2 separate regions of the Homo sapiens genome follow, and region 2 is linked to region 1. A link is a contact called in ENCODE Hi-C or POLR2A ChIA-PET data. All regions are on one chromosome and are shown on one strand. The core of a region is the stretch at or near the end of the contact, and the rest is flanking DNA. Distances in the headings are between cores, read along the strand shown.

Region 1 (5,426 bases), core at 955-3,454:
CGATAACTGAAAAAAAGTAAAATGTCCCCGACTGTGCCAGCTGGCCGTATGTGTCAACCCGGCTAGGCCACAGTGCCCAGCTGTCCAAACACTGCTGTGGGTGTTCCTGTGAAGGCATTTTATAGATGTGGTTAACACCTATAATCAATGGACTTCAAGTAGCGATCACTCTTGAGAATGTGGGGGCTTCAACCAGTCAGCTGAGAGGCCTGTGAGACCCAAACTGCAGCTTCTCTGAGGAGAGTCCACCTGCGGCCTGCAGTGTCCACCACGGCCAAGTCTCGTGCCCGCTGCCTGTCCACGGAGTCCAGACCTGCCCGCTGGACTCACCCACTGCAGAAGGCAAGTCCTTGAGATCTCAATCTCTGTCTCTCCTGCTGTTTCTCTGCACAGCCCTGACTGAGGCACCCAGTCAGCTGAGATTCCTAAGTAAACTGGTGGTTTCTACTAGCAGGAAAGCTAGTGATTAGGGTTTCCAGTTGAAGCTCTCCCGCACAGTGACAGTCAGCCCAGCAGCTAGGCCCCGTCTCAAACACCTGCACACTCACTGAATCCTTGATGCTGAGCTGAGGGCCTGCAAGGTGACTCAGATGGCTTGCTCTGAACACAATGTCCTCTTTTCAGTGTCTGTCATGGACTCAATGCTTGTGGCCTCCCTTCCTCACATTCATGTTAAAGACCTAAACCCTGGTGTGGCTGGATTTGGAGATGGGTCCTCAGAGAAAATAATGAAGGGTGAATGAAGTCATAAGTGGGGCCTTGGCCCTCCAGGATTAGTGTCTTTGTAAGGAGGGATGGTAGAAGGCTCACACTCGCCTTCTCTGCACTTGCTCGGAGCAAAGGCCATGGGAGGGCACAGTGGCCGTCTGCAAGCCAGAAAAGGCCCTCAGCAGGGAACAAACCCTGCTACACCCTTGAGTTTAGACTTTCCAGCCTCTAGAATGGAGAGAAGACACATTTCTGTGGTTTAAGCCACCAGCCTGTGGTATTTTCTTACGGCAGCCTGAGCAGACTGATACAGCGTCCTTGACTGATGACCGACCTAGGTCCGGGAAGGTTCATTCCAGGCCAATTCTGATTGATTGAAAGTCATTTCTCATGTGTAAGGAAAAAAACTTGCACTCCTAACTTCTACACACCTTTCTTACCACATTACATTGCATTAATTTAGTGCATATCTCTAGAAAAGGTTAAGTAAAAAGTAATACTGGGGCGGGGGGAAGGAACAGAGGGCCAACGGTCTATCACCTCAAATTCTTCTTGGGTTTCTGACCTAGCAACATTTCTTAACACAAAAGCTGCAGGGGCGAATCAGGGGCAGGAGCCCCAGGTACAGAAACCTGGGGTGCTGATGTCTGTGTGCAAATGTCACTGCCATGCTACCTGGATGCATGGATCCGGTCTGAGGAAACAGAGAAGACATCAACGTTATGCAGTGAACACCAAAGAAGCTCTGAGGTCTAAGGAGTCCCGGGTCTTCTGGGCAGCACACAGGGTCACTGTGATCTCTCAAATGAGACCTACGGATCCAGCGCACACCCAGAGGCACAGACGCAGAATCACGCTGCCCAACAAAGGCAGCACAGCCTCATGGAAACAGTCTCTCTACACCCTCTTCCCACCTAGAAGAAGGACCTCAGACCAAACAGCCTGCCTGAGCCTCAATTTTCTCCTCCATTGGAAAGGGTAAAGGCCAGGCGCGGTGACTCATGCCTGTAATCCCAGCACTTTGGGAGGCCGAGGCGGGTGGATCACTTGAGGTCAAGAGTTCAAGAGCAGCCTAGCCAACATGGTGAAACCCCATCTCCACTAAAAATACAAAACTTAGCTGGGTGTGGTGGTGGGTGCCTGTAATCCCAGCTACTCGGGAGGCTGAGGCAGGAGAATCACTTGAATCTGGGAGGTGGAAGTTGCAGTGAACCGAGATTGCACCACTGCACTCCAGCCTGGGCAATAGAGTGAGACTCCATCTCAAAAAAAAAAAAAAAAAAAAAAAAAAGCGTAAATCCTTTTTTTATTTTTTGCATTGGGCTGTGGTGAGAATCACAGAAAACACATGCAACAGCACTTACTAAATGGGAAAACATTATGCACGAACAGTTAGCATTACACAGCACTTCCCAAACGTTTCTGACTGTTTGACCTCCACATGAAAATAATGGCACGCACGTGAGTGCATACGTATGTCTGCATGTGATTCACACGGCCCCATCTGTGCCAGGACCGTCTCTGGTTAATATCAGGAAGCACCTGCTTCTGCTGCCTCCCTGACACTTCCACTTTCAGTACTTACATCAGTCCTGCAGATGTTCTCCAAATTGCTAAATTTATTAAATTAGATGTAAACTAGAATGGCCCAAGAAGCAACTTTACGGAAAATTCTTACAATTCAGCAATATCATGCAGCCTTTCTGTATGTGTTATCATTCATTACCAATGAGTGAATATTTATGCCGTAACATAACTGCAGCAGTGTAACATATAAAAATTTTAAGACATGAAGGGATACATTAAAAAAAAAAACCGCTGACAGTCTAACTTTAGAGGCAACAGGAAAGAAAGGTTTGATTATTTACAGTTCTCTGTTCAAAACCACAAGGGTTATTCTGTTATTTATTCTCTGTTTTATTCATGTCAACAGGATTTATAACAGATGAATCCATCAAAGGCCAAATTACAGTTACTGCAGAACACTTCCTCCTGTGATGGAACTGTTAGGTTCTACGAGTCATATTGCTAAGAGATACATTTCTGGGAAGGGCAGAAAGTGTTAAGCCCCTTCGCAATATATATATATTTAAGTACAAAATTGTCATTTGTTTGCAAATGATATAGCTGGAAAACAGAAGCAACAGACAGACCATCACAACTAGACTACCACATGCAAATATCAAAAATATGAAACCAACAGCAACCACCTTTCCACTAACAATTAAGCAAATACAAAAAAGAAACAGAGACGAAGACTCCAGCTACCCAGACACAAAAACTACAAAGTGCCTGGGAATTACTGACCTAGTTACAAGGCCTTGATGGAGAAAGCAGAAAACTCTAATAAAAGGCACTGAAGAATGCCCGAAAAAACGGAGGAACCTTTGATGTGGAATGAGATCATATTACAAAGATGGAACTTCGCAGAGCAATGTATAAAGCAGACACAATCTTAAACTGAATTTTTGATGAACTCAATGAACTTAACCTAAAATTTAGGTAGAATAGTAAAAATCGTAGTAGCAGTCTTAAAGGGAGATACTACCCCTTTCCCCATTTGTAAAGTGAGTTTGAATCTGCTTTCATGGCACCAGAACTCAGCTATCATCTAGAGAACATAAATGCACAGCAATCCCAGCACCTACCACTGTGCCTGGCACCTAGGAGGTCCTCAAACACTTGCTGAGAGTAAATGGATCCTGGGAAAAGCACGCATCAGTCACCTTATTAACTGCAACACCAATTAATTACCTGGAAACTGTGAAAAATGTCTCATTAAACCTTTACGTCTCAGCTGCAAAATAATTACAGTCCTAATTGGGCCCCTAATTTTAAGCTCTTCTATGATGCTGTACATTTTCTTTGGAATATTTATCTCAAGTATGACTGGGTGGCCGGGAAGTCCTTGGTTTAATATCTTCCTGCTGGCCCTGGCACACAATGAGTGCTCGGCAGTGAAGAGAGGTAAGGGAGAGCAGAGCCTTCTTCCCACAAATCTACCTCGCGCTTCCTCCACAGCAAGAGCTGCTTTCAAAGAATCGATTTCACCTCCAAATAGATGCCATGATGTGACAGTCAAGAAAAGAACCACAACATTGAAAATTCTTACTTTGAATAACTTGCTATTTTTACAATCTATTCAAATATGTTCCTAAATAGCAGTTAAAGATATGGAAATAAAAACTTACGGGCTAGGCGCGGTGGCTCACCCCTGTAATCCCAGCACTTTGGGAGGCTGAGGCGGGCAGGTCACCTGAGGTTAGGAGCTCAAGACCAGCCTGGCCAACATGGCAAAACCCTGTCTCTACTAAAAATACAAAAATTAGCCAAGTATGGTGGCACAGGCCTGTAATCCCAGCTACTCTGGAGGCTGGGGCAGGAGAATCGCTTGAACTTGGGAGGTGGAGGTTGCAGTGAGCTGAGATCGTGCCACTGCACTCCAGCCTGGGCGACAGAGCAAGACTCTGTCTCAAATTAAAAAAAAAACAAACAACTTACAAACCTTTGTAGAATACTTAATAAAGGAAATTTAGTCTAAACTTTTCAAACAATGAATATTTTAATTTTCTACAGTTTCATAACAAGATCATCTTCAGATAAGCATGAAAATAAATCATTTACAGTTATGTGCATGAGTTTATATTTTTTGAGTTTAGAATATTTATACATAAGAAATAATTCATAATACTTATAATTCAATTCAACTAGTGTCATTTAAAGATAACACTGGATTTGGAAGTGCTCTTAAGTTATTTACTCTGGGCCAAAGATTAGTTTCGTATAGATTCTGAATGATGTATTCCCAATGTTTTTATTACGAAAAATTTCAATGCAATAAAGTTGAAAGAATTTTATAGCGAACAGCTATCATCTAGATTTTACCATTAGCATTCTAATATATTTGCTTTATCATGTATTCTGATTTCTTTTTGCAGTAAGGTATGAGAAAGTTTAGTAATGCTTTAGCATAGCAGAACAACATACTCTCTATCCAACGTGATATAAATCAACTGAGAAGGGAAGTTTCAGAGCTAAACTCCTTATCACTTCCCAGTCATGTATGCACAGCCATTTCCCCTAACCCCAAATGACGTATGAAATTATGGCATTATAAATTATGCAAACAGTCTTTCATTTTTATAATAATTGCTAGATCCCCTGGGTGGACGGAGTTAAGTGTTTATTGAGTATCTATTATAAATGAAGCAGACTTATGCTTCCAGATGAGATGGAGTAACAAGGATGAGGTTTATGCTACTGCCTGAAACAACCAAATATTTGGGCAAAAATATATAAAATTACGGTTTTCAAGACACTGGATTTCAGACAACGAAGGATAAGGACAGTGATCCCTGAGATGGGAACAAGTGAGGCACGTCCCACACCGCCCCAGGCTCCTGCCTTGATAGATTTTTAGGTTGTAGTATAGGCAGAAAGAACCCAGGTGGGACCCAGGATTCAAACTGGATTAGAATTTGCAAGGCAGAGTTCCACAGGGGAGACAGCTGCACACAGAGAAGAACTACAGTGATTTATTTGTAGAGGTCACTCAACTATTCAGCAGAGTACAGATCAGCATATTTGTGTGAGAAAACTACCAGAGGTTGGGAAAAGAACCACCTGAAAGGATTAGTGAGAACCCAGTACTTGTTCGGGGCTGGGAACAGTGTCTGTTCCCACCAACCAGATGGGAAAAATTCATAATCCATAGGGCA
Region 2 (5,426 bases), core at 1,321-3,820, 85 kb after region 1:
ATGCCAGCCCTCCCTCAGATATTTGCAAAATGTAACAGGATCCCAATAAAAATGCCAACAGTAGCCAGGCATGGTGGTGCGTGCCTGTAATCCCAGCTACTTGGGAGGCTGAGGCAGGAGAATCATTTAAGCCCAGGAGTTCAAGACCAGCTTGGGCAACATCGCATGGAACTGTCTCTAAAATAAATAAATAAATAAAGTCAACAGCTGTTTCTTTCTGCAATGACTATGGGTCAATTCAAAGTTCCAACTGTTTGCAGTAATATCAATATTGTTTTTGGGAACTGTTTAAGAGAATATACCCATAATTACATTAGTGATGCTAGAAATCAACATTTTCAGTGTAAGACAGAGATAAAACTATGAAAGCCAAGAAATAAGTGAAAGTGATAGGAACAGGAAGCAGGGAAGTTCTGGGCAGAAGAGGGCACGTCCCTTGTGAGGGCCCTAGCCTCAAGCCGAAAAGCCTGGAACCTTGGTCCAAAGTGAGAACATGCATTCCTGTTTCCCCACTCGAATGTTGCCTTTTCCAAAACCACCCATGGCTTGCCCCGTGCCTCCATCCTGTGCCCATAAAAACCCCAGGCTCAGCTGGTAGAGAGAAGAGAAGCAACTGGACATAGGAGACTAGAGTTGGATGTTGGAAAGAAGTGGCTTGACTTCAGAGGGACAACTTGATGGCGTAACTTCAGAGAAGAATCTGGCTGGAGACAGCCAGACTTCAGGGGAAGATTACCTTCCCACTCTGTCTCCTTTTTAGCTTCCCTTCCCACTGAGAGCCACTTTCATTGGCAATAAAATCCCCTGCATTTACCATCTTCAATTCCTTCATGCAACCTCATTCCTCCTGGATGCTGGACAACAACTTGGGTGCCATGAGTATGGGTGTAAAAGGTTGTCCCACTGACCCTCCACTGAGCTGTTAACACTTAAGTCATCCATGGATGGCAGAGCTAAAAGAGTACTGCAACACTTTCTCTGGGGCTTCAGGGATCACAGGGACCCCTGAAGACGCTGCCATGGGGCTGGTATGGGGTTTGCTCCTGCTGGTGCCCAAAAGTGCTCCTGCACCAGCTCACCTGCACTTCCCCTCCCACGAGGGGTGGAGCAGCGAGTAAGTGGAGATCGCCCTTGCTGGCGCTGAAGGGGCCAGCTAGTTCCCACACCCACGCAGTCCAGTTCCTGCCCGTGAAGTGGTCAGGGAAATATCCTGCTTCAAAAACACTATAATGTTAAAATTAAATTTAAAATATCAATATGAATGTACGATTCAGAAAATTTATATCCTCGCTCCCTCCATTGAAAGCATTTAAAAGTAATGTCAGACCAGTAGCAATAAACATCCCTCTGACCCAGATTTTGGTTGCTAATATATTTACTACTGAAAGGAACCAGGGCTCTTTGAAAAATAGCTGATTTGGCCAGGTGTGGTGGCTCATGCCTGTAATCTCAGCACTTTGGGAGGCCGAGGTGGGTGGATCACTTGAGGTCAGGAGTTTGAGACCAGCCTGGCCAACATAGTGAAACCCCATATTTACAAAAAATATAAAAATTAGCTGGGCATGGTGGCACACGCCTGTAATCCTAGCTACTTGGGAGGCTGAGGCAGGAGAATCATTTGAATGTGGGAGGCGGAGGCTGCAGGGAGCCAAGATTGCACCACTGCACTCCAGCATGGATGAGACCATGAGACTGTCTCAAAAAAAAAAAAAAGAAAAGAAAAATGGCTGATTTGAAGTCTGGGGAAGAGAAGGTATTAAATGAGCCCAAGGGATGTCTCACTGTGTCAGAAATCAAGGAATCAAAAATAAATGAGGCTATGTAAAAAAACAAAAACAAACAAAAAAACACACGAGCTACCCTAAAGGGCACTTAATGATTGCAATTATGCCATCTGAACACCAGAAAGACTAATGCTTTTGGTACATGAAAACACACTGAAATCAACAATATATTAGTCCACAATGATATTAAAACAAAGAGAAAGCTAGAAAAAAGCTTCAGCTGTCACCATTAGAGGGAACTGGTAATAAAAGACAAAGAATTAAGCTTATCCTTCTTTTTCAGTAGGAGCTCCATTTCAAGATAACCAAGTATCTCTGGTTGGTAAGAAAAATCACTGCTTTCAGAAGAACGTTAGAGTAAATGTTGAATTCGCTAGTGAAACTGAAACTACTGACTCAGGCAAGGATTATCAACTGTTGTTCAAGACATTAGCACATGGTTGACAGGGAATACACATTGGTAGGATGCCAAAATATACACTGCAGACTATTACTAGTACTTTTTGAATTGTAAAGGGAAATATGTAATTGTTCAATAGAGATATCAATCTGTCATCAACTGAATTCACTAGTAAAACTGAAAATTTAGCATCACTTCTGATGATAGGCAACCAGAGGCTATGCATCTCTCACAATAATGTCACTATCTCCTAAGTTATAAAGCGTTGCCTCTGATGTATTTCAGCCAAAAAAGGTTTCCATTTACAGGAACCGCAGTGGGGTAAGTGGGATATATTGCAGAACAACTGGGTCGGTTGATTTAACAAACCAGTGTTGTGGTTTAAGGCACTCCCAGATTGGCAGTGCCTCCAGGTGTCTGGCAGAGCAAAAACAAATCCCTATTGAAGAAGACACTTTGATTCTAGGTTTCAATTTATTTCACATATCTGAATACAATGACCAATATACAATAAAAAAAATCAGGTACACAAGGAAATAAGACATCATGAACAAAATGTGTCAAACACCTCAGATACTAGTGTGACCTGACGCAGGCTATAAAACAGCTGCGTTTACTATACTTATTTAGTATACTATACTAAACTTGTATACCATACAAGTTTTGATGGTATGTTCAAGAGAATAGGAAAATATTTTAAAATGGCACTGCAGACTGAAAAAAGAACCAAACAGAACTTTCATAAATGAAAAAAAAAACCCTGAAATTAAAAGCTCAAAAGAAGGGTTTGACACATATAGACAAATCTGAAGATTTACAACGAATAACAAAAATTGAGAATAAGCGTTTCAAAACTTTCGTATCAACTTAACAGGGTAATCTTATGTCTACTGACTATAATAATAAAAACACTATTTTATACACAGTGTATTTTGTACTTCACTTCTGTAATAATTTATTTTTACTGTATTTTATTTTCTGTTAAAATAAAGGACTCATATCTGGGAAAACATACTGTTACAATTCAACAAGAAGAAGACAACCAACTTAAAAAAAGACATCTCATCAAAGAAGAGAGACAAATGGCTAACAGGCATATGAAAAGATGCTTAAAATTTCCAGTCATTGGGGAAAGGCCAATGGAAACCACAGTGAGACACCATTACACACCCACAAGAATTAAGCTATAATCGAAAAGACAATAATAGATATTGGCAAGAATGTGGCCACATCAGAGCCCTCATACATTGTTGGTGGAAATGTAAAACAGTACAACCACTTTGGAAAACAGTTTGGCAGTTTCTTTTTCTTTTCTTTTCTTTTTTCTTTTTTTGAGACGGAGTCTTGCTCTGTTGCCCAGGCTGGAGTGCAGTGGTGTGATCTCGGCTCACTGCAACCTCCACTTCCCAGGTTCAAGCAATTCTCCTGCCTCAGCCTCCCGAGTAGCTGGGGCTACAAGCGAGTGCCACCATGCTCAGCTGATTTTTTGTATTTTTAGTAAAGATGGAGTTTCACCGTGTTAGCCAGGATGGCCTTGATCTCCTGACCTCATGATCCGCCCGCCTCGGCCTCCCGAAGTGCTGGGATTACAGGCGTGAGCCACGGTGCCCAGCCAACAGTTTCTTAACAAGCTAAACATAAATTTACCACACAAGCCAGGAATTCCACTCCTAGGTATCTACTCAAGAGAAATGAAATATCTGCTCGCACAGACTTCTATGCAAATGTTCACAGCAGCACTGTTACTCATACCAGCTAAGAAACAGCCCAAATGTCCATTAACTGGTGAACGGATAAACAAAATGTGGTGTATCCATCTGACTGAATATGATGCGGCATTAAAAAGAAACAACACAGATGAACCTCAAAAACCTTACAGCAGGTGTAAAAGACTACCTATGGTATGACTTCGCTTATATGAAGTGTCCGGAAGAAAGTAAGTCTAGAGACAGAAAGCAGATCAGTGGGTGCCTGCAGCTGGGGCCCGGAGGGGAACTTAATGGTGAATGGCACGAGGTAACTTTTGGAGGCAGATGGAAACATTCTAAAACAGAATTGTGGTGACGGTTGCACAACTCTATGTATTTGCTAAAATAACTAAATTTTCCAGTTACAATGGGTGAGTTTTAGGATATGTAAATTATGCCTCAACTCTAAAAAAGAAAAACCTATGACTTGAAAAGTTAGGAAAAAATAAAATCTAGGGATAGGGCTGAAGGTTACACTCAGAATGAATACGTGGCTTTAAATTCTTTTATTATTAAAAAGCAAACTAAAAATAAGTCAACTCTCTATTCAACTTAATAAATGAAGAAAAGGTTAAAATAAAAGACATAGGATAATTAAAGATAAAAGTACAGATGAATAATACTGAACACAAACAGAACAGTCAAAAGAATAAATGAACTTATAAGGAGACATAACCGCCACTGATAAGGAAGAGATTAAAAGGTGCATTAAACAATGACCATGTACTAGTTAACAGACCCCCCTTTCTAAATGGACGCACTGTGCTAAGAAGCTACAGACGTTTCATAGAGAAAAGCAACAGGCCCACTGAGTTCCAAGTCAAACTTTCAACCCTATTTCATGGACACATTCCACATTTTATTGTTTCTGAAATCCGGGTCCATCTCATTATCCCTGTCATAAGGTGGCAGTGTGAGGGAGCTGCGGGAAAAGCTGCTCCAGGCCACCCCAGGAACCTTCACAAAGTGCTGGTGACAACAAATCTTAGACAGGACAAAATACAGGTTTATGAAAAAGAACAAAACTACAGACCAGCTCCATGTAGTAAATACGGAAGCAAATATTCTAAAGAAAATTAGTTCCAAACACTATGAAAATACACTGTGACAAAACTGACAAAATGCAAAGATATTTCAAAACCAGAAAAATCTGTCAACACAGCAATTATAATAGTAACATCTTAAAGAGGAAAATCATATGGCATTTGACCAAATTCAGCAGCAGTACCCACCCAGCATGCACTGGCATGGCGCCAACCAGCCTGCATGGGTCCGGGAAGAGTCCTGTGAGCTTGGACTCCGGAGCACCAGCGGCCTTGCAAAGGCTGCTTACCAGAAACCAAGAGCCACTTTCCCATCAACTTAGGAAACGCTGAAGCCATTTACTGAAATGGGAGAAAACAGGAATGCCTGCTATCACCTCTGTTCCAGGTTTTATTGGTCCTTCTTAGTGGCAGAATAAAATTAAAATAACTAGTCTATGTTGGCATAAAT

The links. Hi-C counts contacts between places; a loop is a spot of excess contacts on that map. ChIA-PET counts read pairs that join two places held with the same protein, here RNA polymerase II (POLR2A). Pooled maps may share reads with other maps.
Region 2: a pooled map shows a loop between it and region 1 (4-fold over the local background). The contact joins two enhancer-like sites. A Hi-C loop is called at or near these places in 3 of 168 maps with a recorded cell type or tissue (Right ventricle myocardium inferior and heart left ventricle), 1 of 37 single-sample maps with no recorded cell type and 9 of 50 pooled maps. POLR2A ChIA-PET finds 5 or more read pairs at or near these places in 25 of 52 experiments (A549, AG04450, B cell and 19 more).

What each region holds. Positions count from the first base shown.
Region 1 is chr14:101,873,514-101,878,939 of GRCh38, reverse strand. All of the region lies in intron 4 of PPP2R5C (protein phosphatase 2 regulatory subunit B'gamma), which reads right to left. Among named protein-coding and RNA genes, the nearest start is that of DYNC1H1, 88 kb to the left of the region's middle. RefSeq lists enhancers at 82-231, 2,450-2,519 and a silencer at 2,840-2,909. Within about 2 kb of position 2,204, at least 18 of the 41 ENCODE cell types and tissues checked have a DNase peak (open chromatin) inside an H3K27ac peak, as active enhancers do; they include CD4-positive, alpha-beta T cell and OCI-LY7, where a contact is called at or near this core.
Region 2 is chr14:101,789,171-101,794,596 of GRCh38, reverse strand. All of the region lies in intron 3 of PPP2R5C (protein phosphatase 2 regulatory subunit B'gamma), which reads right to left. Among named protein-coding and RNA genes, the nearest start is that of PPP2R5C, 30 kb to the right of the region's middle. RefSeq lists an enhancer at 3,999-4,068. Within about 2 kb of position 2,570, at least 6 of the 41 ENCODE cell types and tissues checked have a DNase peak (open chromatin) inside an H3K27ac peak, as active enhancers do; they include CD4-positive, alpha-beta T cell and OCI-LY7, where a contact is called at or near this core.